Regions from separate parts of the Mus musculus genome. Here region 1 is linked to region 2. A link is a loop called in an ENCODE intact Hi-C map of the cell type or tissue named here. Cell type or tissue: left cerebral cortex. All regions are shown on one strand. Each heading gives the region's core, and the rest is flanking DNA. Links, peaks and the distances in the headings are about the cores only.

Evidence for each region. Peaks named below come from ENCODE experiments on the same cell type or tissue, not always from the same donor. Only the 100,000 strongest peaks of a DNase experiment are listed, where the experiment ranks them.
Region 1: a loop joins it to region 2, with 5 times the contacts of the local background. A loop is called at or near these places in 11 of 42 quality-filtered maps.

The regions. Positions count from the first base shown.
Region 1 is chr13:107,319,422-107,334,919 of GRCm38, reverse strand. It overlaps the pseudogene Gm2736. Among named protein-coding and RNA genes, the nearest start is that of Gm31715, 120 kb to the right of the region's middle. In left cerebral cortex, for the core only: CTCF peaks have their summits at 9,027 (motif pointing left) and 10,584; DNase peaks (open chromatin) are centred at 5,398 and 9,023; H3K27ac peaks cover 502 bases.
Region 2 is chr13:108,028,202-108,043,699 of GRCm38, reverse strand. Gm41055 (a long non-coding RNA gene) reads left to right here. Exons shown (of 5, transcript XR_003950673.1): 2 at 8,866-8,981. Among named protein-coding and RNA genes, the nearest start is that of Gm41055, 8.5 kb to the left of the region's middle. In left cerebral cortex, for the core only: no CTCF peak of the experiment used is centred there; no DNase peak of the experiment used is centred there.

The sequences.
Region 1 (15,498 bases), core at 4,611-12,610, 710 kb after region 2:
AGTTGTTGACTCAGTTCAGATAGCCCTGTTATGTCCTCACATTCCTCTTTATCTTTCAGGTTAAGCTGTTCCCAGGAATGTTTTAACTACGGGACATACCCAGGTTTGTTTTTCTTTTTCCTCAGCCCCAGGCAGCCTCTAGGCTCACAAACAAGCAGCAATTTCTGAGTACTTTATATGACTTACAGGTCTTGAAATTTCATCTTTCTTTCATACCCAGAGAACCACCTCAACAGCCTATTGGCTTGTTTAGTTGTTTTGTTTGGTTTGATTTTAAACCAGTTATAGGTTTTGATCGCCTTAAAAATATGTTTCAGTTTCAGTTTCTTCTTAATTCTCTGATGAAATGATAACTTCTTTTTGGAAATAAAAGTCACCATGAAAAGTCTTTCTCCAGTACCTTCCCCATAACTGTATTTAAATCCGGATCTCTCTTCCTCCCACCCAGTTGGGCACTGGGGTAGGTGTTCCTTCTTGCTCTTTGGGGTTCACAATCCAACCAACCACAGTCTCACCATTCCTGGGGCCCATTCCTTCAGTCCCAGACACCCTACACATTCACCTTCTAGTTGCACAGGGTTGACTGTAAATACCATCTTAATTCTTTAAAATATACACAAAACTGGGAGGATTTTTAGCCCCAAACATTGCCCCTATTACCTTGCCTTTTTTTTTTTTTTTAGTAGTCTTTTATTCTGCCACCCAGCCAAGCTTTTTCTCCCCTGCTGTTTTGTAACTTCCCAGTGTAGCTCCTGCCAGGGAAGCAACCAAGCTGCTCTCACAACTCCAGACACAGTAATGACCCCAGTATTGACCTATCTAATGAACATGGCTTCATCTATATCTTACTTTTCCACAGTGTTGGCTCACAGACCACTCTTCCTGCTTGATGCTCAGTGTCTTTGCTTAGGGATGTGACATTTCTTTACAGTCTTTGCCTTCTTAGAGCTGGTCCTCAGCTTTCTTTATTCACCCCTCTGTACCTCCCTGTTCGTCTGCCTCAGGGCTCTACTGCCAACTGCTTTACATTCTGTCCCACCCCCAGGGATGACCTTGCTGGGTCGCATGGCTTTTCTAGACCTCATTCTCTACAGCTCAGATTTAATCTTTTGCCTGGGCCTTGAGTGATGAAGCCTGACTCATCATCTCTCCTGTTTCTGAGTAACTTGGTGTGACAGTTGATTTTATGTGTCAACCTGGTGGATATGGGATACCTTGTTGGTGGGTAAAACATAATTTCTATGTTTTGCCATGAGGCCATTTTTGGATGACATTTGCATTTGGATCAGTAGCCTGAGTCAAGGCCCTCACCTATATAGTGGACATCAGCCCAATCTACCAAGGCACCAAACAGAATAAAATGAAAGGCTTGCTTTCTCTCTTTTTGAGCATCAACATCCTTTTTTTCCTACACATAGAAATCAGTCCTCTTGGGTTTTGGATCTTATGATTCCAGAACCTATACCTCAGGCCTTCAGACCCTCAGAATCAGACTGAGTAAGACTGTAGTTCTCAGAGATCTCCAGGTAGCAACTGGCAGATCAGCCTCCAAAAATCATGTAGGCCAGTTCCTATAACAAATCCCCTCTTAAATGTCTCTCTCTATCCTATTGATTTTTGATCCTCTGAAGGACCCTGACTAATATAGTTGAGATCAGCATGACTTTTTCGTCAATACCACTTGTCTGTCAAATTCCAGACACTCCCACACTGTGGCCATGTTGGGTGAAGAAATAGTAGCTCATAATATTTGTGAGAAACCCTCCAAGTAATAATAATACAGTTTTTACAACTAGCCAGCTTCAAAACAAATACCAGAATGATTCTGTTTCTAAACTTTCTCAAGCATATCAGAGTGTTGTTGGAATTTACCCCATCATGCCAGGCTGTCATACAAATAACCAAACAATGTATGCAATTATCCATCATGACCAACCATCACAGAAGCCCATTTACTCGGTCCACCCATACTTCCTGGGCACCTTCCAATTCAAAGTCTCTGGCTCTTGGATTGTGAACATAGTTAGAATTTCCCACTGGATGGAGAAATTCACCTGTATTTCTGAAACAAGAACAAGAGACTCAATCAGGAAACAGTTCGAAGATCAGGAAGTGGGTAACATAGCAGTACACCTTCTTTAGAAATTTTCCAGGGAGGCCCATTTTGCTCAGGAAAGTAGGGAAGTTAACAACTTCAAATGACCTCTCAAGACACTGAACATCCATTTTATACTCAGGGAAGTCTTCAATGAGCTACAAGTATGTAATTTAAATTTTTAACTTACTTAGCAGTGTGAATATGGAGAAGGTAATTGCATGTCACCAATTTAGAAATGTCAATTGGAAGAGAAGTTGTCCACATCCCTATGGCATTTCATAGGGAGCCATTAGATAGTAGGAAACTTCTTTATAAATATGTAAAGAGACGAGACTAGGGCTATTTCACGACACCGTTTATATTTAGTTGCCTCTTTTATTCTAAAAAAAAAAAAAAAAAAAAAAAAAAAGGTAACACTGTTGCTGTTTAGAGCTTAAATACAGTCTCCAGTGAATGCAGAGGAAGTGAACAAGCCATACCTCTAAAATGACCAACTAAAGCCAATTTTTAAAGCTCTTCAAATAATGCTCTTTTAAAGGACCAGCAGTGACTTTTGTTACCAGAATAAGCAGTAGTTAAGATATTCTCTCAAGTTAGTACTAGCTGTCCACAGAGATGCTGGATTCTCCCTAGAAATGGAAGGGTTCAACCAAGTATGGAAATAGAATGACTGATTTTACCTTGACCTTGTTCATGGCCCCAACACAGATGGGAATTTTAATAAAATATAGTTCGAATGGCAACTGTTATTAAAACACTAATCTGTATGGAAAGAAAGTCTCTGTAACTGAACTAATGAGTAGACATTTTCAGGTCTTACATTCATTTCCTCTAAATTTCAAAGGGGACATCAGCCTTGGCAGAGGCAGCCTTTGGCTCCTCAAGGGCTACCTTGCATGGTGCACTCGAAGTGATTTCAGTCTGCCTTCTCATCCAATCCTGGTTTCCACAGCACTAGTGACAATTAGCTGTGATTGCAATGGCAGCCATGCTGATGGAGACTCTGGGCTGTTTGGAGTTGGAGCTGAAATGACTATACTCATTTCTCCAAAGACCATGGACCTTCAGCGGGTAATGGCTTTTTATCATTAGATTCTGAGCTGAAATTCAGCTGATAAACTAAAGGTGAACTGTTCTATTCCCCATTACCCTGAAGCCCAGCATGGTAGTTCTTATTTGTGTCATGATCACTCCCAATACATTCTTTATCAAATTTATTACCACTTGAAGCTTAGAGGACTTCCTCAGTGCCAGCAACAGTTTTTTTAAAAGCCGAAGTAAGGTGTGTGTGCCTGTGCACATATGTGTGTGGTATGTTTATATGAATGCACCACATGTACATGAGGGTGCATATGCACATGTGCTCATGCATATGGAAGCCATAGGCTGATTTCTCAAGCTTTCTACACCTTAGGTTTTAAGACAAGCCATCTCACTGAGCTCAGGGTTTACTGTTTGACTACACGGACTGGTCAGTGAGTTCTGCAGATTCATCCGTGCTGCAGAAGGGTTATAAACATGGGCCATCATTCCTGGGCTTTTATTTAAGAGTTCCAGGGATCCCACCTCCAGTTCTCACGCTTGTACAAAAGATGTTTTTACCAAATGAGCTATCTCCTCATTCTAGGAGCAAATTTTGAAAACGAAAAGAAAAACTATAGAGAGGGTTATAACTTTAATTTTTTCAAAGCCTACTTTTAATGATGGTTCTTAATTGCTTTAACCTCCTTTCTAGCCAACCACCCACCATGGGTAGTGGAAAAGAAAGTTACTAGGATATGGGCGAAGTGGACCTGTTTAGAAATAGTTCTTTGGAGCAGATCCCATCTGTGGTGGCAGGAAATCAGCAGTTCAGTTCACAGGTCAGCAGTGGCAGCTTGATCCACTTGCAGACACTTCCTGGACCAGCGGTCCAGTTCAGTGGTGTTAGGATAGCAGTATGACCTAGGAGGAACAGGCAGGCCTCAGCTGAATCTGCATGACTCAGCAGGAGACATTGGGACCAGCAGGAACACTAGAAGTTCACTGCCATGCCTCTCTCAGCGAAGTAAAGATCAGTGAAGACGAGAGACCAAGAAGCATTGTACAGCAAGATCTACCAATAAGCCTCTCTCACAGTCCCTTGAGTCCTATTTATAATCCCTCCAAGCACCATGTGTCCTTAATGGGTCTTACCTCATCACATGTCTTGCCTCAGCATGTGTGTCTGTCTTAGCAAAACTCCACGAGAGTCTGTCTCAGCTGACATCACTTTGCCACTTGGCCCAAGTCCAAGGAAGCAGCAAGATGCTGCAAGCATACCACCAGTTTTGTTTTTGTTTTTGTGTGTTTCTCTCTATGGAGTCCCAACAAATGGAGCTCAACTATGCAATATAAGGTGGACCACTACATGCCTGTTGTTATCAAAGAATTCTTCATCATGTGTCTTTTCATGTGCTTGCTTTAGAAGAACATCCTTTCACCTGTTTCTGCTTCAGGAAAGCACACCTTCACATTTGCCCTAGCAGAACATCATCCAACACAACTGACTCTCCAAAGAACCCTTAAGTTTCCACTTTAGAGGGTACATTAGCTTACACTGTGTGTGTGTGTTTGTGTGTGTGTTTAACTGAGAAAGATAAAATTATGTATATGTCAGTTATAGCCAAAAAAAGTCAGGCATCTTGGCACAATATTTTCCACTATAGTACAGTTTATATAACTAAGAAGATTATAAAACTTTTATTTTGCATCTCAGCCACTTTTTCAGCAGTATATGTAAAGTAGAAGCATAAATATATTGTTTATTTAAACTAAGCCTTTGATTGTAGTTCAGAAGTTCAAAGATTACTATAGAAAGTTGGTAAGTGGATCCCTGGGGCAATAGGAAACAGGTTTTTAAATTTTATTTATTTTATTTTTTGGATCCCATAAGACTCATTTCCAAACCCTATGGGGTTTTATCAAGCTGAGCTTTGAGTATCCTGATCTTTTCAGACTCCAATTAACTTATGCTGTTCTTTGGGTTTTAATTCTGCCCTGCCTTGCTCATCTCCAGCGAGAAGAAAACTAACATTGGAAACATGGTTTAAGCAAAGTGGTGACTGGGAAATTTCTTTTTTCAAAGGGGGGAATTGGGTTCCCAAGGGAGAGAACAAACATCCTAAGCTACTTGGACTACTACAAACAGAATCTGTGATAATGTCAAGAAGCAGAATATGGGGCAACAAGAAAGGAGGACACCTACCCAAAGAAGCAGAGGCAGCGTCTGGCCAGCCCGCTGAAAGTGAGTACATTTATAGCTCTGGGAAGAGCTGGCAAAGATAGCTTTCCTTTCCTGTCCCTCAGCCTTTCTGCCCGGGTCCACAGCTTTGTTGCACTCATTCTGTTCCTGTCAGGCAATTCTGAAGCCATTGAAAGACGATTGGTTTTTGTTCCTGGCAACCCGTAGCCACAACCAGCAAATTTAAACTCCTGGCTAGCTTCAAAGAGCAAGAGAGAACAGGGGTATCCTGCGTCCATGTGGGAGGGAGGTGACTCTGAAGTTTTCATAGAGAAGATAACCATTGCACATGGGCAGGCCAAACAGGCCTTGGAAAAAGGCCTTAGACTTGAGTCAACCATGAGTAAGAGTCTATGAGCACAGTGACTACAGCTAGTTACACGCTTAGCAAGACTTAGACTAAACATTGTGGCCTGTGTGCTTTCTCTGGTGTTTATTATATCCCATTTGTAGAAGTATCCATAACATTTTTAGAATTTTTCTGTACATGCAAGTTTATAACATTTCATTTCTATGCATGCAAATGGCCAACGTGAATCAGTGCTTACCCTAATACCCATCACTGGACGAAGCACTTGTCTTCTCTTGGTTTAATTTTACAATTGTAGAAGAAAATGCCTCATTCCAATGCTTATTTGTTGAAATAGTGTAGAGTTCTGTCATTCAGCTGATGTGAAAACCAAGGATAACTTGCCTTGGGGGTTATGCAACTAATAAACTATGGCATAATTCCACTCAGAGGTATTTTTAGGTCCCAAAGCCACGTTCTAAATCCTTACCCAGTAGAATTCTGAGAGCAAAGTTTCAAGTCTAACTCTGCTAAGCCTCAGACTCCACAGTTGGTTTAATGAGAGGTTAGGATGCTATGACTGGCCAGTTCTGGGATGGTATGGTCTCTTGAATCAAAGCTTGCTAACTTGGCAGAAAAAAAAAAGGAGTGTTCCTGGGCCTCCTCCACCCTGGCAGCTCTGCTTAAAGACACAGGGCATGTAAGGTAGTTTTGCTCTTGATAAAATGAGCCCGAGATCTATAAGCTGGCCTCAGCCTTTTGGCGAAAACTCTGAATATATGGTAACCTATATCTATATTTTTCTTCAGATACAGTGAGTCTTAGAATGTCTACCTTCTTAGAAAAGAGTCTCTCTCTAGAGTTCACGTACCAGCAACTACCTCTTTTTTCTTTTCCTATTTTTGTTTTTGGTTCTGTGGCGGGGGCTTTTTGCCTTTTCTTAAAACAATAATTCTCATAAGAGATGTAAATACTCTTTTCCCTCAATAATCTTGAGGCATGGGTTCCAGGAAGCTCATGAATACCAAAACTCATGGATGCACATGTCCCTTAAGACATATCTGCATATAATCTACAAACATCATCCTATGTTCTTAAAACTATCTCTAGATTGCTGCTAATATAGATAGTTGGCATATGATTTTCTTTAGGAAATAATGACAATGATGAAAAGGGCTTGGACACGGTTCATCTAGACCTTTTTCTCTCAATATCTTTAGTCTGTGCTTAATGGACTACGCAGGTACAAAACCTGTAAATACTGAGGCCCACATCTGCATGCTGCTACCATTTCCTCATCTCTCTCTCTCTCTCTCTCTCTCTCTCTCTCTCTCTCTCTCTCTGTGTGTGTGTGTGTGTGGGGGGTATGTCACACATGTGAGAATAGCATCCATGTGAAGACCAAGAGTTGACATTGAGCATCCCCCTCAGTCGTTCTCTCCTTCATTCACTGAGGCAGAAACTCTCATTAAACCAGAAACTTGGGATTTGACTGGTCTAGCTACACCTCTAGCCAGCATATCTTGGGGAATCTCCTTACTTCTCCTAAGCTAGGGATTATAGGCAGATCACCATGCATGCCCAGGTTTTTAAAAATCATATGTATTGAGGAATGCATGACATGTGTAGGTGTGGGAGTCACAGGTTGACCTGCAGGAGCCCATTCCTTTCCTTCAACCAACGATGTGGATGCCAGGAATCAAATACAGACAAATACTCTATGTATTCAGTCGTCTCTCCAGCCACATGCCTCCCAGTGTTCTTTTTCAATCTGCTCCAACTAGGTTTCCACTGTCAGTCAACAGAAACCTCTCTTGTCAAGCTCTCCATCACCCTCCATAACATTCTTCATCTGGCCTCTCAAGAAGTGAAACTTTAGTGGTAGGAAATGGAGAAATATAAAACAACTAATGAGTACCTAAAGACAAAAAAAATACATACTTATGGAAGGTCTTAATTGGAACTCAATAGCTGAATGTTAAAAGTATGAGTATGTATATTTTCATAAAGTCTCTTACTCTTCCAAAAGTCTCTTTTTATGGCACTGCTATTTGCTGCATTAAAAAATGGCAGTTACTTAGTATATATTTTACTTCAATAAATATACCCTCCCATTTTACTACTGCTCTATCTAATTGGAATATACACCAAGAGTATGTGAAAATGTTTAAAACTACCTAGACCAAAGGGAATCACAATGGTTTCTAGCTGCAGGAGTTCATCTGAATTGCCTTTTCCATATTCAGATAGGAAGACAGGTTAGAGAGTTAATAATGTCTGCACTGACACATAGCTGCTAAGTGGACTTGGGACTAGAAGCCATTCCTCAAAATTTGAACCCAGAGTCATCCTATTATAGCATGCTTCTTTGGTATATCTCAAAAGGTTAAAAGATTTGACACAATCACTGTTCCTCTGACTAGTCAATGCATGGTACTGACAAAACTCACTAATCTCTCTTCTTTAATCTGTCTGTTTTTAACCTGCTATGGGTGTGTTACTAGGCATTTGGCAAGTGGTCCCACATCATACTCTAGGTATGTCAGTTATAGTAATTGGGACTAAAAATGTCTTACCTTTTTAAAGAATAGATCATACTTAAAGTTACACTAATGATAACACTATTTTTATTCATCTGTAACACGCTGAGTAGCATGTACTATGGGAAACGGACTTAAATTTGGTAGGCTAGGAACTTGGCCTAATGGCCTTGTATTTCAACCCATCATCCATATTTTCCCACAAGCATGGAATGTCCACATTTAACTGTCACCTTCATGTTCAGCAAACCAATGCCTTTGAGATGATTAAGACACCTAGGAGACACTCTCACATTGCTTGGGTCATCTGGTTATTAAGCATACTAAGGGAAAAGCAGAGATTTCTTGAGAAAAGGAAACGTTGGGGATTTTCCTAATGCTCTTGGTGGGAGGACCAGTAGAGGACAAGATTTTTCATCCCACCTGGCCAAGAGCCAGCTGAGCTACCTACTAGGGAGACAGCATCACTGTGAAGTCAAAAGTTACCCCCCCCCCCCGAAAAAGCAGAGGTTGGGCCCAAAAGAGACACAAACCTCCAACCATTTCTCAAATCATGGTACCACACTGAACATTATGATAGGTTGTCTCTATATTCGTACCCAATTTTTTTCCACTATGAATTTAGCACTAACAAGGGAGTTGAGGGAGGTGCTACCACCTCCACTTTCCTGCAGGCCACAACAGCAGGTGTGCTGATTTTCAAAGGAAAGTGAAATATTTGCCAAATCATTTGGCACACTCAAACTCCAAATGTGCCAAATTACCTGTCAAACTTAAATGGCCTTTTAAAAAGAAAGACAAATGGCCTGCCCACCTTCATCTGCATGGACCCACACTGCCATCCAGTGGCTCATTGTGTCAGTCACAATGGGGCTCCATTGTCTTCCAGGGTTTGGATCCAAGCTGAACACCCTTGTCCTTGGCATTGGCTCCTTCTCTACTCAGAGCCTTTGGGGCTGAAAAAGATGCAATGAGTTGCATATAAGTTGGATTAGAAGAGAGTTGGTGCCAAGACTTGGATGTTTTGCCCATGGCATCTAAAAAGAGCGTAAGCTGCCTGTAGAATTTTCCAACCAACAGATATTCAAGTGTCTTTCTTCCACATAATCACTGACCAAGAAAAAAAAAAAAGGAAAGAAGGAAGGAAGGAAGGAAGGAAGGAAGGAAGGAAGGAAGGAAGGAAGGAAGAGAGAGAGAGAGAAAGAGAGAAGAGAGAGGGGGGAGAGAAACCCATTATCATACACAGGTGTCTGCGTTTAGCCCTATAAGCACCTTTCCCTCATGGATAACTAGGCCAAGCAGCACATGGCGATCCATTTTATTTCCACAGTGCTTATCTGTAAGTCCTTACTTGTCTAAGTTCTCCTTTAAAATACCCATTTTAATGGGCTGAACTTATCTCTGCAGTGAAGGTAAGGAGTTCCAGCCATATGAGCTTGTGGGACATATATAAAGAAGAAGAAAGTTCATAGAGGAAGGAGAAAAATGAGATAGAGAGGCAGACTCTGTAGGCTTAGATTTTTCTAAAACCTACTTTAATAAGGGTTCTTAAATGCTTTAACCTCCCTTCTAGCCCTCCACCCACCAGAGGTGGTGGAAAGGAAAGGTTAATAGAGCAAAGGAGGATGTGGACCTGTTTAGAAATAGTTCTTTTGGGTGATTCCAATCTTCATTGTCAGGATATCAGCAGTTCAGTTGACAGGAACCAGCAGCAGTAGCTTGATTCACTTGCAAACACCATTCACGAATCAGCAATGAATGTTTGATCCAGAGGAAACCATGAGGCTCTGCCAATCTGCCCAAGTCCACAGAAGGGGCAAGAAGCCCCCAGAAAATCATGAGAAGTTCTTTGGTGTAATTTTCTCTACAAAGTCATGACAAACAATGATCAGTGAAGAAGGGATGGTAAACCACATCACATCAGTAAAAACCAATGAAGAACAGCAAAGAGTGGCAAGGTAATGCCAGAATGTCATCCAGTCAAGAGAGTTATATTTGTACCCTTTCCAGACATCACATGTCCTCTCCAGTGTCCACTCCAGCAAAACACCACATGTTTGTTCTCAGCAGAACAGTTTCCCATGTGTCAGCTTCAGCAAAATATCCTCTCACACAACAGTCTCCAGAAAAGCATCACATGACACAACTGAGTCTCCAAAGAAACCAGAAACTTCCACTTCAGGATGTAATTCTCTTCTGTGTGCACAACTGTAGGTTAAGGGGTGTCACCTTTCTAACAATTGGGTTTCAATAATAAACTGTACTGTGAGCAGAGCTTCTAAAAGGAATATCGATGGTATGGTGACAGCCAAAGCTAAGAGTTGGGTTCCTTTTCAGCTAAAGGTTGTAAAATGTTTATGAGCTAAGCCGATCAAAGTTGAAATGAGAGTGAATGGCCACTAGGTTGGCTCTGAAGAGAATCATAAACAAAGATATGAACAGGAACCACAGACTGCTAAAATGTCAGCTCTGACATTAGTGTGAATTAGTGTGTGGACATCATGGTTCACCTCAGGTTCAGTTAGATCAGATCTAGGCAAGCTACTGTGCCATTTCTTCACCCATTTAAAAAGAGCCATTAAAGAAAGCTCTTTGCTTCCTAAAGAAATCAAATCCATCTAGTTCTAATTAGACCCTCTAGCTGAGGCTATGCCTTACCCCCATTTTCCTTTTTCTATTCAGTCTTATTCACTTTTAACATATTGTATATAATAATCAGAAATAAAGGAAACATATATTGTCAGCTAGACTTACATCTCCATTTTGCAGACATGGAAATTGAGACCCATTTCCCCAACTATATTTTCTAAATGAATCTAAATTTTTCTTAAAACAGAAGACATAACAGGAAAGGTAAGCTACTTTTATACTTTTCATAATAAATATTCCTGATCTGCCCCTGCCATCATCCCTCCATTCTAAATTCTTAGTTTAATACCCACAAATGAGGATAGCTTTCACCTCTCACCAAATAAATTTCTCTTTGTAACAGATGGAGATCACTGCATAAAACCACAACTGGCCAAAATTCTTCAATGTGTACATATACAACACAACTTCTACACCTAAAGCTTAGGTAATATAGAAGAAGAGGGGGTGGAAAGATTCTAAGAGCCAAAGGACCAGGAAATTTGTTGTAAAATTGTGTCTCTGAGAAATGACAGAGAAGCTGTTCCCATGATATCTAAACAATATGGCTGCCTAAGCAAGACCTGAACAAGGACATCAAGAACAAGGACAGCTCAGGCTCCTCCTGGACAAGGAACTACAAGCAACTAAGGAATGCTGGAAGTGGGAGAAAGAGTTTTACCCAGGAATTACTCCTTCCCCCTATTGGCTATCTAATACCAAGTGGTTAGATCTAAAATAGTATACATACAAGCAACCTAAACAGACTCGTGTGTGTGTGTGTGTGTGTGTGTGTGTGTGTGTGTGTGTGTATGTGAATAACAAGTCAAGAAACAGAAGCCATGAATTTGAAAGGGAGCTAGTGGAGCAGAATGGGAGAAGTTGGAGAGAGAAAAAGGAAGGAGGAAAACAATATAATTTTACTATAATTACAAATTATTTTTAAGAAATTTGGAAAACAATCTCATCTACAATAGCCTCAAAATGTATCCTGGAAAAAATTGTGAACAAAATTATTAATACCTCCTTGTTGGGAATTATTCTTTATTACTATTTTATTGCATCCCACTCGACCGGCAAGAAAGACGCAACAAACCGAAATCTTCTGCGGCAAAGCTTTATTGCTTACTTCTTCAGGAAGACCCCGAACCGGGAAAATGGCGCCGCTTATATAGCCCACAGCGTGATGTTTCAGCACCTGATATGGCATGACAGCTCCTGATTCGTTGCTCACCCATCACTCCACTATTACGCCCTGAGAATGGGCAGTGACTAGGAGTGAGTTCACTCTCGCACCTGCGTACAAGGCTTGTTTACTAGTTAGGCACAGTGGAGGCCAACGCCATCTTATAATGGCAATTGCTCATGGCACAGCTCTCCACACTATTTTAATAATTTACACATTTAATCATTCTGTTAGCTTCTCAAGACATACCATATTAGCATCTTGAAGAGTCAGTGTAGGGTTAAATAAGGTTCATGTTACGGTTAAATAAGTCAATAAGGAAGGGTTAAATCAAATGGTCACTGAAGAGGGCAAGCTTTAAAAATAGGGAGGGGGAGGAAATATACCCAAACTTCTTATCAATAAGTAACATAATCTAAGAATTTGGCAGACCAAAAAGATGGTATAATTATACTACCTTCCCCCTGCCTCTATTTGGGGATGAGGGTGAGCAAAAAACATTCAGAGACACACCTATTTGTGCTTAGGAACTAGAGATTTTAAGTCGTCCAACTCTGGTGTCACTAATGTAGACAAGCTGACTGATCAGGATTTTGAAGACTTTCTACTGGAGGAATTGTGGTTTTCTGGATTGTTCCACTTAAAGGCCTAACAAAGCAGTTTAATAACACTGTATCTAAGACTAGGAGAATGATAGTACATCAATGATTGATTGTCTGGTGTGAAGAAATGCAATTGATAAGTAGTCATGTGTGAAAAAATCATTTAAAAGAGCCATTCTTGGACTACAGAACGTCTTGTTAGGTAGAATACAAATGTTTCCCCATCGGAAGTGGAGCTTTCTAAGTCATTGGGCATAGGATGAAGCAATACAGTTTGCTCAGCTAAGATTTAAGGAAGAGGTCCTCACACCAAAATCTGAGCTGTGGATTCTTGCTTTGACACTCTGGTCACACCTATTTAAGATTCTAGCTCCTTTGGTAACAACAGACAAATACACAATCTACTCAGCTCAAATGAAAGAGGAAAATAAGTACCAGGTAGTAATAAACCTTAGCAGCTGTAGACTACCGTCACAGACCGCTAAGCGCACAGACTACCGTCACAGAGAGCTAAGCACAGCGAGTCTTCATGGGGGCCAAAATTTAGCAATCCTAAGGCATCTTTCTTTCTCCTTCCCCATCAGTACATATTTATTGACACCTCAGTCAAACCACAAAACAAACAACTCTCCTGTTGTTCAGAGCCTCACAATCTAGCTTCTCTCTATTTCTTATCCTCATTTCGATATCCTGATACCACCTGCCAATTACTCCATTCTTCTCTTTACAAATTGGCTTCCCTGGCCTCCTCTTACTGTCAGGCCCTTGTTGTCCACATCCTTCAGCTTTAGAACACATCAACTAAACACAACCAGTCATTCCAGCCATTGGGTAGCCTTGGATAAGCCTTATTTTCCTCTTTCATTTGAGCTGAGTAGATTGTGTATTTGTCTATTGTTACCAAAGGAGCTAGAATCTTAAATAGATGTGACCGGAGTGTCAAAGCAAGAATCCACAGCTCAGATTTTGGTGTGACCCATCCCTGATTCAGGTTACAGGTTATAAACATGCTGGTCTAGGCTGAACTAAGCTATTCTAAATAGTCAAAAATGAGATTTTTTTTTTAGAGGTAGGTATCACAAATACATCTTTTATTATATATTTTTATTTGTCAAGATTCATAGAAATTTTGCTCAGTCTTATGATAAGTTCCTGACTACTTTAAGATGGAATCTATGTCTGTCAAAGGTTCTGTCACTTGTAGATCATGGCCCAGTTCCACCTGGTTGGTCAGCACTTGGAGTCAGATAACAAAGTTCTCCCATGGATTCTTTAAGCCTGTAAGTTAAGGAATTATCAACAGAGCAAGTCAGCAATTTGCCAGGTGCTTTGCTTTTTTGCAGAATAATGTTCCTAGCATCTTTCTAATGTGAGTAATGAGGCATTTCAGCCTCTGTGCTTCTGTGTGGACGTTTAGAAAGCAACCTGCACAGATTCATCAAATTCTACAAGTCTGTGCCTACTGCTTAGGCTGTGGCAGTTGTATGTGACAAGCAAATTCTTACTTTAGTTTCTTTTTGCTTTTTTGTATTCTGTCAATAGTTCCTTTCCAGGTCTTATCCTTAGGTTTTTTACATCTTTATCCCGTTACTTAGTAGAACAGCCCATGCCAACATCATTTGCAATGTCTAACCATTTAGGAACAAGGTAACTAAGAAATCCAATGTGATAAGGGGTCAGAGGAGATTTTCTGCTCCTATTGAGATCAACTACTTTAAGAGACCTTACCAGGGCTTGCTATGAACCATGCAAAATCCTTCCTAAGGTCTTCTGCTTCAGAAAACTCACAGCTAATCTTGAAGAATGGTTCAAATTCTGCTTTGCAATACTTTAGTGGCACTGGGAGAGAAAAAAATTCTGATAGATTGATGCTCAATTTCACATGAATGCATGCAGAAGGGTTGGCAGGTGTAGCCTGTAGATTCTGTGTTCAGGAGAAGCCTATGCATCAGGAGTGTGAGCACCTTGGTAGTGATGTGGAGAATACACTGGGTCATTCTGGAATGAAATGGAGAACACTCCTGGCGAACAGACACACAGACAACGGACATGACACCATACAATATTAGGGTCTCCAATTTTGGCTTCACAAATGCAGATCTACAGACATCCACCATGACAATCAACTTGTCAGATGGCAGAACAACTGTTATACATCTGCCCAGCTCCTGGCAGGATAATTTCCTTCATCTAATTTACCCAAATGGGAAATCTGTCTGCAGCTGATGACAGCAAGAATTTTCCTTTGCAACTCGCATGGCAGCATCATAGGAAGGTTACTAGCAATCCAGGCAGGCTCAGGACCTAGGTAACAAAGGATGTCTCCTCTTGATCCTATTGCTTTGGAACAGGTAACATCCTCGAACCCCAAACTGAGATGTTTCTCATCTCTAGGCATCTGTTCTCACTAAGTCAGATATACTTTATTTTGCCTGTAGTTGTGACTATAAACTACAGCAGTTTTAAAACAATATATGTTGCTCAAACAGCTCCTACTACAAACATGCCTCCATAATAACCCTGTGAGATAGAACACTTTCTATTTGCCCCTTTTCAATAGAGGAAGATTCCAAAAGACTTGAAAGATTGTATGATTTGTTCAAAGACTTGAGAAATAGCATACTATTCTCAAATCATCTGCCTTGTTAGTGAGCAAGATAACCAGATCCTCTCTCATAATCTGACGCCAGATCTCCATTTTCTATTCTGCACATTGAGCAAATCTGATCTCTACTCTTTGGGGGATAAAGCAGCTGCTCCGTCTCCTGTTTTCACAACTTCATGTCAGACACAAAAGATAAAGCCACAAGATGTGAGATATCTGTTTACTTTCTGCTGGTTAATATTTAGCTCTATAACCTCTAAAGTATGGGCTTATGAACTTTTTTATTTT
Region 2 (15,498 bases), core at 3,165-11,164:
TGACTGCCTCTGGCGAATGTTGCAAGACCTCCTCGCTGTTGTGTGCCAAATAAAGCAAGTTTTTATTCCTGAGAGACTGTGAGCGTTCCCTTTGAGGAGCAAGCCGAGACATGTATGAGTAGTTAGAGTATAACAACAGTAACCATTATTTACCAAGGAGCAGACTTTGGCAGCTAATCTAAGGATCTAAAATACTGCTACCCGGGTATATGCTAATGGCTGCATATTGTAATGGCAGCCGTGGTTTTCTTATTCTTGTGTGAAAGCCTGAAGGATTGCTTAAAACCTGTACAAACAAGCGTACCCATAACCGGCTTGTATCCATAACCGGCTTGTATCCGTGACATGTTCACTTCAGTAGATGGTTCCTCACAAGTTCTGCCTCCCAGTGTGTTGCTCTGTTTTATCTCTAAAGGACCCAGGGTCCCCGCAAGTCTTGGGAATAAAAGGAAGCAGTACCGTAAGGAAGGAACTGAGGAGGGGGTGCACCAGCCTAATCGTGCACAGTACACACACTTACAACGGAGAGAAAGAAAGCAGCAAGCTTCTTTGGCTATTGGAGACCTAGCCTTCACACTCAGATTTTAGGGCTCTCTCTTCTGGTGTATTAGGCAGGCCTGTGCAAGCCCAAGAACAGCATAGAGGTTGCCATGGAGGACAGCCTTACTGGGGCCTGCATTACCTTAACCAAAGATGATAAGTAAGATAGGCTCCCAAACCATGGGCTGACTGTTCCATGGCGAGGTCAGCTTTCTAGTCTCTGTACTGATGCCCCTACAGCACTCATTCTCTCTGAGCCTTTTCCTCCCGTATATCTAGAGGGCATTCTAGTTGACCTCTGATCATTCGGGCCCCTTCAGATCAGTAAATTAGTGTATCTGGCCAGTCCCCTAGCTCTTTATCCTTTCTGGGAGAGGGAGTAGTCACGGGTTTGTTTGAAAGACTCTTGCTATGTAGCCCAGACTCTACCTGAGCTCTGGGTCATTGTGGTCCACTCTCTTAAGTAATGGGATGGTGGGCGGTCACCACCACCGTTGTCTTAACTTGGATTTTATTCTCCCAAATGTCCCAAATGCATTATGAGATAACAACTAATACGTTCTGCCTTGTTCTTAAGAAGCAGATTTTAGCCAGGTGTAACCCCGAGACTTGAGAGGTGAAGACAGGAAGATGAACAACCTTGGTAGGCGTACAGTGAGTTTGAACCATTCTGGGCTACTTGAGACCCTGTCTCAGAGAAGAGGTAGGGTGTTAAGGTAGTTCCCATGGAGAGCAGACTAGGAAAAGCTGTGTGTGCAGGATTAAAGCAGCCCACATAGCAGCTCTGAAGCCAAGGAACAGCTGCACAATATTTGTTATTGCACAAAGCCTTTAAAAAATTGTTCGTTTGCTTTTCTCTTGTAAGGTAATTCCTGGTAGACTTGTCATTCCTTAGTTTCTAAAGTCTTTTTTTTTTTTAATGTTTGTAAGTACAAAGTTAAGTCTCACTCTAACCATGTGTCAATGAAAGGCATGTACCCTGAATAAGATTCTGTTGTTGTAATAATGTTATTTGCTCTGATTAAAAGATGCTGAAAGGTCTCTCACCTGTACTTGGCCTTATTTCCTTCCCTCCAGTAACCCTGTACATATGTAACTTCTTTTGATGGAATTGGGTTTTATCCCTGAATTTTATTTCATAACCTTATTTAAATATCAGTTGAGTACTTTCTGTGTACCCAGTACTGAAGTCAGTGCCTCTCAAATACTGTCACTAATCCCGAACTAAATCACCCATCAAAAGTTCATGTTCTTATACAGGTTTTCCAGTTTAACAACAGAAGACTTAAAAAGTAAAGCAGGATTCTAAACTTATTTTATCAAAATCTCTGCTCACTCCAGTCTTGGCAGAAATGTTTTCTCTTTTCTCCCCTCCCCCTCACCCCCGGCCCCCAAAGTGGAGTTATGTTTTTAGAGTCTGTCACTGCTGACAAAAACTAAAATCCCCGACTTGCCTAGTGTCCAGGTGGTGGCAGCATGTCTCAGAGCTAGCGTGCTGGGGAAGGCGTTTCCAGCCGTGCTGGTTGGCTGCTTGTGTGAACGTGCATAACCTGCCTCTGTGCAGAGCTCTCACTTCTCCATTTATCGACCCATCAGTGATTCATCCCACTATAGCCTCCTCTTCTGGTAGATTACACTTCGGGAGTTTCTCTTCAGCTTCTTTTATCTATGAAGTGTCTATCAGACTCTTTCTAGAAAACTCATTAGGGCCTATCAGGCCAGACAGTGTTATTTCAGTTGTTATTTTTAACCAACATTTGGTATTATTGGGCAGTACTGAAAGTATCAATATTAGCTAATACTACTAAGAAACGTCTGCTTAAATTAAAGGCATGTGTCTTACACTCACAGACTCATCGGTGTAGGAGCTTAGGAAAAACAATTAGTACTCAAAAGAGTAAGAAACTCAACAGGGAGTAATGCAAGATTATCATTTCTGGGGCTAAAGAGACAGAGGGTAAAGACGCTGGCAATCAAGGCTGAATTCCATCCCCAGAGCCCGACTCATGGAAGGTCAGACACACACACACACACACACACACACAGAGATGGCTTTTGTTTTTGTTGATGACTTCTTGGGAGTTTGCTTTTATGCCTTTGCAGAGCTAATGCCTATGAAGGGGGCTGGCAAACAATTGCTGCCTTCCCACCCGAGTCCTCCACAGCCACCACTGCTCTGCTTGCACGGCTCTTCAGTCTGGGTTTACTGGCTTCTTGTCTCTCCTAGACAGTAACCTAGACAGTTTTTTAGAATGTAAACCCCAGGATTAGTTGCCTCAAAAGTATGAACATCACTGTATCATTGTTGCAGTACTGGGCTGAACCCAGGTGTGTGGCACATGCCACCCAAGTGCCTAGTCCTGTCCTGTGTGTGACCTACATCCTTTTGCCCTTTGTCATTTAATGTCTTTGTTAGTTTGTTTGAAACAAGGGATTTCAGTTGTTGTTCTATTGATGTGGAGAGAAACCGAGACCAAGGAAGCTTACAAAAGGAAGCAGTCGATGGGGAGCTTGCTTGCTGGGTGAGAGGGTTACTCCACCATCAGCATAGCAGGGACCTGGAGAAGTAGCTGAAAGCTCACATCTAAATCACAAGCAGAGAATAAGCTAGACTGGGCGTGGCACACTTCTAATTCCTTACTAAACAGCCCATCCTCTGGAAACCAAGTATTTAAACATATGATCCTATGGGTGCCAGTCTCATTGAAACCACAGTGTATTGCTAAGTTGGCCAGTCTAGTCTTGAACTTGCTATGGTTTTAAATAGTAGATTTCAGGGTATAGTGTTACTCAAATACCTGTTAGGGTTGGAACAAATTAAGTAAATTAAGTCCTGGGTGTTTGTGAAGCTTTTGTTAAGTGCTGAGGGTTGGAAGATTTTGACAGCGATAAAGGTGCCTGGGAAGGGATGTTAGTGTCAAACTTAATAAAGCTGTTTGTAGATCAATACATACATCGTGGTTATAGCCCATTAATGAACGAAGTTTATGTAGTGCTTTCCAAGTATGTAAAATTATCTACAGGAAGGAAGGTCGTGATTCATCATTTTCACTGATAAGATAAAAAGAATTAGTTCTACACGATAGGTGCTAAAACTTAAGATAAGAGCAGCTGGACTACAGATCTAACTAGAGATACTGAAAACGGGATAAGGATGTATATGCAGACTAGATGCCCTTTCGAGATATGTTTTAGCCTTACATTCCCGGTGCAGACTGCAAGAGGAGCAGAGTAGATAGCAGGAGCCATCCTCGGTCCTTTGCCTGCCAGGGCTATTTCCATACAGTTTTGAGCCAGTTGGAGGAGGCACGTGCTTGTTTTATCTTTTTCAGTCAGTGCGTGTGGCTGTATGTTACTGATTTGGGTCATTTTTAGGCTTTTGTTCACATAATGCTGAAAATTGGATGCCTGCTGTTTTTAACACTGCTCATAATTCTTAATTTCCAGAATGCCCTGCATATGCACAGGCGGCCAACAAATGTCCTGTAGTTGGAGGACGCCCTTTCGAATGAGGAAAATGCTCTAGTAAATTCCTGCAAAGCTCTGGGCTGTGTAATCCTGTTAAAGTTTGAGAGGCCTCTTGGACTTTCTTCCCGAGTCTCGATGCTCAGATGTCAGTCCTGTCTCTTAGATGAGTCAGCTGGCTGCTATGTCAAGATGCCCTTTGTTTCTCTGCTGGATTTTTCTAGTCACCAAACAGAAGTTACTCGCCCATTGAGAAAAGCAATCCATGTATTAGATTCACACTTTGGTGTGAAGTCTTCCTTGACAAAATTGGCCCAGCACCACCACCTTCACCACATCGCTTTTTAACTTTAAGCTTCTGCATATAAGCTTGTGGCTTAAATAGCAGTTTTTAAAAATAGTTATGTTTCCTAAATGATGCTATCAAGAACATTTTAAAGTCCCATTTAAAGACTTTTGTGAAATGTGATTATGAGAAAGGTTTTTCAAAACTACTCTTTGATAGAATTGTGTCTTGTTGATTTGACTGTCAAGAAACTTTGAGCCAAATTTGAAATTCATGTTGATCATCCACCCTAACTTCATATGTCCTAAGCATACACTATACCAGCAGACAACACACCAAACCTCTACATTTCTTTAGATTATTTCTTCCTAGGGTAGGTATCCTACATAACATTTGTTCACCCTAAGTCCTTTGTTAAGGGGTAGGGGTACAGGTTACCTTTAAGTGGAGTGTGAAATTCCACACTTTACAGAAACCCCTGATGTGTAACAACTACTTATTTGCTATTCAAACTCTTGCACTCACTTTTTTTTATCTTGTATTATAACCATTAAGAACCACTTCTTCAAATTCAGAACTAAAGAAAGGAGGAAATCAAAATTGCTTCCTAAGGTCTAATTCTAAAAGCCAGTCTGTGTCCTTAGGACCACTGCCCCCTATCCCCACCACCAGTATAAAGTATATATTTGGAATCTAGCTTTTAAAAGTAAAGAAACATTGAAAATGCCAGGCTATAAATAAAGCTTGCTAGGCCGTTACTTACAAACATCCTGGTTCCAACATTCCTCCCTTCATTGTCTTACTCACATTTGATGCTTTGGTATCTCCCAACTTAAGAAGGGAAACGGTCTGAATTCAGACGCTCCATTTGGATTTTTGTGTGCCCTTTTAGCCCCTTAGAAGTAATACTATGATTTTTCCAGAGGCTGTGAATTTGGAATTTTCAATTTTTTAAATTTTCAACTTTTAATTTTCCATTTTACTTTTAACATTAGTTTTCTACTGTATTACACATAATACACAATATCTACCTTCAGACGGATCTGTATTCTTGAAATTATCTTTTCACGTCTGCCTTTGAATATAAGAATACATTACAATGGTAGGATTATATTGTTAATGAACATAGACGCTTAAGTATCTGATTTAATATTTCAGTTTATTTTTATTCTCTTGTGGAAGAAGGAAATCTAATTTTTCTGTACCTTGGTTCTGATATCCATAAAAAATAGCAATGCCTATTTTCTGTAAAATAATGACTACACATGAACTCCTTTTCCAATTAAGTATACTGCAGTCCATTGTATATGTGTGTGTGTGTGTGTGTGTGTGTGTGTGTGTGTGTTGATTATTGGATGCTTACAGTGATCATTAAGAGGTTAGTGTCACTAAGGTCTTCATGTAAGCCTGTATTTGCCTATAAACCTAATACTTGTCAGGGGTGGGGGCACATGATCAGGAGTACAAGGCTATGTGAGGCTCCAGCTCAAAACAGAAAAGTCCTATCAATACATATTTATCACAGCCCAAGTGAAAAAAGCATCTCTGAAAAAAAATGATAGAAAGTTATTTCTAACACTATTAAGAAAATGATAAAAATTAAATGAGTTTTTTATGCTTTGTGCTACAGTAAGATTTCAAAGAATGTAGAAGAAAATGAATTTTTATGGGTTCATATTCAAATTTTTGCTCCCTAGAAAATATGAATGCTTAGCCACCATTTTCTGACCATCTTACTCTATAAGCAATCCAGGAAATACTCTTTCTTGCATCTGTTTTCCAATCTGCTAACCCCTTTTATACTTCAGGAAACTAAATCCACATATGGTTCTATAAATTATTCATGTGTATATCCAATGCATATGTAATTTGTCCATATACGTTAATCTGTAATATGTCCCTCACACCTCCCCACATACACATACAATAGAATGAAGACTTACCAGACTGGCCAAGCTTCCATGTAAACTCTCAGTATGACAGAGACCAATTTATTGTAGATCTCTGCAGTTCTGAGATGCTTCACAGGGCAGTGATTCAGAGTCTAGACTATGAACCCAAACTGCCTGGTTTGAACTGCTACTTACTGGGACGATGGAGCTACTTTGAGAATATACTCTAGAGACAACCGGAGGCCATCACCGTGTCTGTGTCAGGGCCTTGGTTCTTTCTGCTCCATAGCTAATCACGGCAAAAAGTGGTCGAGCTAGCATGCTTGTAGACATGAAAATCCTCCAATAGCCAATTATGTCCTTTGTTTTGTTAAGCCTTCCTTAGGCTACGTGGTCTAGAGTACTCCACCCAACATACCTCCCCTGTCACTTGCATTTGGGGTCACACTTGAACTGTCAAGTGATAACCCACCCAGTCTTTCCCAGATCCTTCCCCATCTCACAAAACTCCTACATGTGTATTCCTCTCTTGGCATGTCCTCGGGTAACAAAATCGAGACACCAGTTTTGGTGCCCAGGGCATTCATAGTCCCTGGCATAAGATAGAAGCTTATGTTGACCTGGGACAATGTCCCAGTGGAGGTAAATACCATAGTAGGTGTAAGAATACAAGGGCTCAGAAAACAGAGTGGGGTTGATGCCTAAAAGACAGCAAGATTGGCTGGATACCCGTGTTGGAGTCCTTAAGAAGGAAAACGTGGGAAGCACTGTGCTAACTTATAAAGAGGCCTTCAGCACAGAGCAGATCCAGCTGAACTGGGGCCGAAGAGCTCATTGCTAAGAGGCACAGCACTCCACTTACATTTGGGCTTTGAACATGTAGGCAAGTCTGTTACAATGAAGGCAGAGAAAGGTAGGATCCTGAACATAAATAAGATGAGGTCATCTCGTCGGTACCCATAGACTCCCTCTGATTTAACTGGCATGCCTGGTGCGATAGAAAAACTCTCTTGCCTACCTCCTCCCTGAACTGCCCTTCACTTCCATTCCTGGCTGCCAAGCCAATCACTAGGATTAAATCCCAGCACACACCAACTAAGACAAGTGACATGTTCTGGCAGAAACCAGGAGCGTACACCTGGGACTAGATATTAACAGTACTTGATTCTGTGGATTGAAAGCTATTATGATAGAGCCAAATGACAAACTGAAACTGCCTCTTGTTCCAAGACAGATCAGACACGAAAGTGTATGTTAGGAGAAGACAAAGATTTGTGCCCCAATTTAAGACCTAAAGGACAGAGGGGAGATATTCCTGTCTGGAGGCATCAATTTGCCAGGCTGGTCTCTAAAATTGGATGGGTCTTGGAGAATGACTATGGGCCATCACTGACTTGACCAAACAGTAACTGAGATCTGAGCCTCTACCACAAATACACAGCATACAACCATTGATTTGGCAAGTGCATTTATTCTCTTCCACTTGGAAAAGAAACACCTTCACAAAATACAGGCAATAATAGTAATTTGGAATGAGTTTTGCCTCAAGGCTGTTAACGCCTCCACCCTCAATCATAATAAGAATGGATTAATCTGAATCATTTAAGTGTTCGTTAGATCAATGGCCTGATCCTCTTTATCGACCACATTGTACTGTTTGGATACAATGAACAAAGGACAGCCACTATGCTGAATACCATTGTAAGACGTGGGTGCTCCTGATGGAGAGGGGTAAACGCTATAAAGATTAAAAATTCTCCAATTTTTTTTAATGTTCCTGCATGTGTGTGCGTGCATGTAGAGGTCAAGTGTCCCCCTCAGGAATGCCATCCACCTCCTTTGAGATAGGGTGAACCCCTGGGGTCCTCTCTGTCTCCCCAGCACTTAGATTACAAGTACCTCCCACCGTGCCTGCATTTTTTTTAATTAGGTATTTTCCTCATTTACATTTCCAATGCTATCCCAAAAGTCCCCCATACCCTCCTCCCCACTCCCCTGCCCACCCACTCCCACTTTTTGGCCCTGGTGTTCCCCTGTACTGGGGCATATAAAGTTTGCAAGTCCAATGGGCCTCTCTTTCCAGTGATGGCCGACTAAGCCGTCTTTTGATACATATGCAGCTAGAGATAAGAGCTCCGGGGTACTGGTTAGTTCATATTATTGTTCCACCTATAGGGTTGCAGATCCCTTTAGCTCCTTGGGTACTTTCTCTAGCTCCTCCATTGGGGGCCCTGAGATCCATCCAATAGCTGACTGTAAGCATCCACTTCTGTGTTTGCTAGGCCCCGGCCTAGTCTCACAAAAGACAGCTATATTAGGGTCCTTTCAGCAAAATCTTGCTAGTGTATGCAATGGTGTCAGCGTTTGGAGGCTGATTATGGGATGGATCGCCCCTCAACAGAGGAATGGATACAAAAAAATGTGGTACATTTATACAATGAAGTACTACTCAGCTATTAAAAAGAATGAATTTATGAAATTCCTAGGCAAATGGTTGGACCTGGAGGGCATTATCCTGAGTGAGGCAACCCAATCACAAAAGAACTCACACAATATGTACTCACTGATAAGTGGATATTAGCCCAGAAACTTAGAATACCCAAGAAATAAGTTACAATTTGCAAAACACATGAAACTCAAGAAGAACGAAGACCAAAGTGTGGATTCTTTGCCCCTTCTTAGAATTGGGAACAAAACACCCATGGAAGGAGTTACAGAGACAAAGTTTGGAGCTGAGACAAAAGGATGGACCATCTAGAGACTGCCATATCCAAAGAAATTAAAGATCTCAGAAGATGGTAAGATCTCCCATGCCTGCATTTGTATGCCTGTTCTGGGAACTGAACTCAGGTCCTCATGTTGTATTGCCTATTGCCCAAGCCTTCCTACTTGAGACAGGCTTTTAAAGGTCCTGCACACACAGTGTTAGTAGTGGGGAAAGGTGCCATGGAGAGGTTATAGAGATTCCAGTGGAAGAATCATAGCTGAAGCTTTTCCAATTCAGGAGCAGGTGATGCCACAGAGACCTGAAGGCCCAGTGAGGTAGCTGTTCTCATGGCACTGAACCCAGTAGAGACCCAGAACAGAGGACGTGAAAATGTGTCCTTCCTAGCCCCTTCAAGCATTCCAGAAGTATTTATTAGTCCACATTCTGTGAAAAGAAAACATTCTTCCTTTCTTCTGTCTCTGTCTTTTCATTTATAACACAATGCACTCACAGTGTTTACTCGACAAATTAAAACCCACTATGATTATTTATTTTGATGTTCTGAATATCCCTGGTTGGACCAATAGAAGCCCCAAGTGCCTGTATCCTTTTCTTATGTCATCACTCATTGGGCCCTGTCTTAGTCAGGGTTTCTATTCCTGCACAAACATCATGACCAAGAAGCAAATTGGGGAGGAAAGGGTTTATTCAGCTTACATTTCCACATTGCTGTTCATCACTGAAAGAAGTCAGGACTGGAACTCAAGCAGGTCAGGGGTCAGGAGCTGATGCAGAGGCCATGGAGGGATGTTCTTTACTGGCTTGCTATGCTTGATCAAACTTCTCTTCATAAGACTTAACCAGAGAACAAAGTCTCTGCTGGGCTGTTTTGAAACTTCCTTTGTCAATTCATTTAATTTGAGTCCCTTCACCTTAGCCTCAGGCAGACTTTTCAGACAAGGGCAAAAAGTAGCCACATTCTTCACCAAAATACCACAAAAACAGTCTTTATGTCACATTCTGAAATTCTTCTCCTTTGAAATCTCTTGGGCCAGGTCAAAACAGTTCAAATCACTCCCAGCAACAAAGTCTTCCATATTCCTACTAGGATGACCCATTAAGCACCATTTAAAGCATTCCACTGCTTTCCAAATCCAAAGTTCCAAAATCCACATTCTTTCAAATAAAAGCATGGTCAGGCCTATCACAGCAATACCCCACTCCCAGTACCAACTTGTCTTAGTTAGGGTTTTACTGCTGTGAACAGACACCATGACCAAGGCAAGTCTTATAAAAACATTTAATTGGGGCTGGCTTACAGGTTTAGAGATTTAGTCCATTATTTTCAAGGTGGGAGAATGGCAGTATCCAGGCAGGCATGGCGCAGGCAGAGCTCTATGTCTTCATCCAAAGGCTGCTAGTGGAAGACTGACTTCCAGGCAACTGGAGTGAGAGTCTAAAGCCCACACCCACAGTGGCACACCCTACTCCAACCAGGTCACACCTATTCCAACAAGGCCACACCTCCAAATGATGCCACTCCCTGGTCCAAGAATATACAAACCATCACAGGCCCTTTATTAATTTTTGATACAAGAAGATGCCCCAGGCTCATCTGCATTCTCAGCTCCAATCCTAGGATTAGCTAGGTTTCTGAGGAGCCCTGCTTATTTTCCATGGCAAATGGTATTCCATATCTAAAACCTCAATGCCGGGTTTGTTCAAGCTACTGGCATGTCACTTCTTGTCTGGCATGTCACTTCTTGTCGTTCTCAGCAGACAGTTACACTCCTATCTCTAGCTACTTCAACGTATTAAAAAAAAAAAAAAAAACCACAAGTTTGGGTCAGTTATGATAATACAAGCCTTTATTCCAGCACTCGGGAAACAGAGAGGCAGATCTCTGTAAGTTCAAAGCCAGCCTGGTCTACATAGTGAATTCCAGACTAGCCAAGAGTGCATGGTGAGATCCTGCCTCAGAAAAGCAAAACAACCCAAAAGGGTATTCTGATCCCCTCAGGACCATATCAGGAGTGTGTTCTAGGGGCTGGGGAGACGGCTCAGCGGTTAAGAGAACTGACTGCTCTTCCAGAGGTCCTGAGTTCAGTTTCCAGCAACCACATGGTGGCTCACAACCACCTGTAATGGGATCTGATGCCCTCTTCTGGTGTGTCTTGAAGACAGCAACAGCGTACTCATATACATAAAATAAATTAATTAATCTTAAAATTTAAAAAAAAAAAGGAGTGCATTCTAGTTTTCCCTTCTGCCATATTTCAAACTCACTCAACAGACAGAAACCTGATTGGCATTAGCTTCCATATTCATTCACTCCAGGGTACAGCATACAGAAAGTAATTTCAGAATTACTCTCTGATATTATCATGTCAAAAACAAAAAACAAAACAAACAAACAAACAAAAAAACCCTTTACTGGAGTTTTAGGTGATCTGCCCCTTCTCAGTTATCATTCGGCTTTGGTCACTGAAGTGCCAACTGTGGAGCAAACTTAATAAGTCAAGCGTGGGCCCCATGTAGCCATGTGTAGCCCATGAGCAGGAGATCCAACACTCTAGGCCGTCTACGTTACTAGATTTAACTGGTTAGATGGTCTGACACAAAACTGTTTATGTTGGACAGTAGTAACTGATCGCAGCTTTGTCGTGTGAGTCTTAGTGCTTGTAATCATGTCACTAGGAATTGCCACCTCAGCTGAAAGAAAGGGCAGGCTTCCCCCGTGGTGGTGTTTAATCCGTATAGAAGCAGACCATAATAGATTGCTTTTAAGTCGTTTCTATCCAGGTAAAGTACATGAAGCTTGGTTCTCAGTTGTGTCTTTTTATATCTTGCATTATGACCACGTCCTTAGCACACACACACACACACACACACATATCAGGTTTTATAAGACTTTTGTTCAAATGCTTCCGAACAAATATTTAGGAAATCATTCAAAGGAAAAGGCACTGTCAAAGGCAGTGCTCCCAAAGTGGAAGGCTGGTGCTCTCAACACAAAAACAATGGAGTTTTTAGGAGGTGGACTGTTGGAGTTGGAACAGAAATTCAGAGATTAGGGTTGTGTGTGATGGGCAGTCCGTCTCAAGCTTCCAGAGGACAGTCGTTTGTGCCTTCATGAGGGTTTCTTCTCATCTGGGGTACTTCATTGTAACTTGCTAAATACCATTAAGCAACTTAAACTTACTGCAGTGGTTTGAATGAGAATACCCCCATAGGCCCCATATACTGGAATCCTTGATCAGCACTTGGTGAAACTACTTGGGAAGGTTAGGAGGTGTGGCCTTTTGGAGTAGGTGTGTGAAGGGGCTGACTTTCAGACCTCAAAAGCCTCCCCACCATCCCTGATGTTCTTATTCTGCTTCCTGCTTTCAGATCAAGATGTGAGCTCTCAGATGATGCTCCTGTCAACATGTCTTCCGTCCACCATCATGGACTCTGACCTTCTGATACTATAAGCCCAATTAAGTGCTGCCTTTTAAATGCCTTGCTTATGGTGTTTTGCCGCAGTGTGGTATTTTAAATATGATCGGCCCATGGGGAGTGGCACTATTAGAAGGTGTCACTGTGGGGGTGGCCTTTGAGGTCCTGTCTTAGTCAGGGTTTCTATTCCTGCACAAACATCATGACCAAGAAGCAAGTTGGGGAGGAAAGGGTTTATTCGGCTTACACTTCCATGCTGCTGTTCATCACCAAAGAAGTTAGGACTGGAACTCAAGCAGGTCAGAAAGCAGGAGCTGATGCAGAGGCCATGGAGGGATGTTCTTTACTGGCTTGCCTCCCCTGGCTTGCTCAGCCTGCTCTCTTATAGAACCAAGACTACCAGCCCAGAGATGGCACCACCCACAAGGGGCCTTTCCCCCTTGATCACTAATTGAGAAAATGCCTTACAGTTGGATCTCATGGAGGCATTTCCTCAACTGAAGCTCCTTTCTCTGTGATAACTCCAGCTGTGTCAAGTTGACACAAAACTAGCCAGTACAATTGACCCCTTGTCAACTTGACACACAAACACATCACTAGTAAGCCTCAACCCTCACATTCTTATTCATCCCCAAGGTCTAAATAACTTTAAATGTCCCACATTCTTTACATATTCTTAAAATTTCAATCTCTTTAAAATATCCATCTCTTTTAAAATTCAAAGTCTTTTTACAATTAAAAGTCTCTTAACTGTGGGCTCCACTAAAACAGTACTGTGGGCTCCACTAAAACAGTTTCTTCCTTCAAGAGGGAAAATATCAGGTCATAGTCACAATCAAAAGCAAAAGTCAATCTCCAACCGTCCAATGTCTGGGATCCAACTCACGATCTTCTGGGCTCCTCCAAGGGCTTGGGTCACTTCTCCAGCCAGGCCCTTTGTAGCACACGCATCATCCTCTAGGCTCCAGATGACTGTACCCCACTGCTGCTGCTGCTCTTGGTGGTCATCTCATGGTACTGGCATCTCCAAAACACTGCATGACCCCTTCAGTCCTGGGCCTTCAATTGCAACTGAGGCTGCACCTTCACCAATGGCCTTCCATGGCCTCTCACAGTGCCGAGCCTCAGCTGCTTTGCATGACCCCTTCATGCCTTCAAAACCAGTACCACCTGGGTGACCCTTACATATTACCAAGTCCCACTGCAGCAGGAGTACAATCTTGGCCATCTCTGGAACACAGCCTCTTTATGCTTTCAGAAAACACTTCCCAGAAGATGTCACCTCAATGATGCTGGTATCTTCTTAATCACCACTAATTTCTTAGCTCCAGCTAACCAGCATCAATAGTCCCAGTAATGCAACGTTTTTGCTTTGGTAGTTCTGGTATCTTGTTAATCACAGCTGATTCTTCAGCCCCAGCTAACCAGAACTACAGAATCTTCACAATCAAAACAGCAATGGCCCTGAAAAGAGTCTTTAATTTTCCCTCTGAAATTTCACAAACCAGACCTCCATCTTCTGCAGTGTTCTCAACATTATCTTCTAAGCTCCTACACAACATCCAACAGAGCTCTTAACAACAGATGGATCTTCAAGCCCAAAGTTCCAAAGTCCTTCCACAGTCCTCCCCAAAACATGGTCATGTTGTCACAGGAATACTCCACTCTGCTGGTACCAATTTGTCTTAGTCAGGGTTTCTATTCCTGCACAAACATCATGACCAAGAAGCAAGTTGGGGAGGAAAGGGTTTATTCGGCTTACACTTCCATGCTGCTGTTCATCACCAAAGAAGTTAGGACTGGAACTCAAGCAGGTCAGGAAGCAGGAGCTGATGCAGAGGCCATGAAGGGATGTTACTTACTGGCTTGCCTCCCCTGGCTTGCTCAGCCTGCTCTCTTATAGAACCAAGACTACCAGCCCAGAGATGGTCCTACCCACAAGGGGCCTTTCCCCCTTGATCACTAATTGAGAAAATGCCTTACAGTTGGATCTCATGGAGGCATTTCCTCAACTGAAGCTCCTTTCTCTGTGATAACTCCAGCTGTGTCAAGTTGACACAAAACTAGCCAGTACAGGTCCTAAACGCAAGCTTTTCCCAGTGGGGAAGAGAGACAGCCTCCTTCTGGCTGCTTATAGGAGACAGTCTCCTCCTGGTTGCCTTTGGATCAAAATGTAGAACTCTCTACTCCTCCAGCACCGTGTCTGCCTGCACGCTGCCATGCTTCCCACCGTGATGGACTGAACCTCTGAGACTGTAAGCCAGCCCCCAATGAAATGTTTGCCTTTATAAGAGTTGCCTTGGTCATGGTCTCCCTTCACAACAATGAAAATCTAACAAAGACACACACCAATAGAAAAGTAACTACTCTGCGTGCCATCATAGCAGGAATCCGAGAACAGAACAAACATGATTGCATGCATTCATACTGATGGAGTCTTTGGGGAAGGCTTTCCTCCTGTGCTTCTGTGGTTGTTAGCATGAATGCTGGCTACCCTTCGGTAGAGTAGCTTTAGCCAAGAGTGTGAGAAGTGTAGACTGCTACTCTCACCAGCCTGAGAGCCATGCATGAGCTTGCCTGTCTTCCTTGGCATTTTACCCTCTCTGTTCACCATTTTCTCTTCACTAAAATCAGATTTAGTGTTGTGTCCTCACAGTGCTTGGCCTATTTTCTGTGAACTTGTATAACCAAGAAGATGTTAGGGAGATAAAGGAAAATCACTTTTAATCTTTGAAAAGCACACTGACCTAATTTATAAGACCACATGCGGGCTACTGCTGTACAGATGGGCCTGGTTTGATACTATCTCACCTAAATGGCCTTCAATTAATCTATCTGTAGTTATATAACTAGTCAAAATTATAGATTTGTGATTAGCTAGTACACCTGTCTGTTGACTTCCAGATCATTTCTATGAAAGCCTTCAGCATCGGTTTTACATTGATGGGCTTGCTCCTAGTGTTAAGACCGTCTAGCTGGAGTTTCTTTAACAGAGGTTAATTTTTAAGCCAAATGTTATTACATGTCTAGGTAGGCAGCTTAAGGACAGCCTCCAGTCATATCCACTTCCTACCATCTCTGCTCTTTCTTTATCCCTTTATCTGCCTTCCCTCCTTACCCAACCTCACCATTTTTTTTTAGCTCTTTCTTACTTTTTAGTACAAAAATAA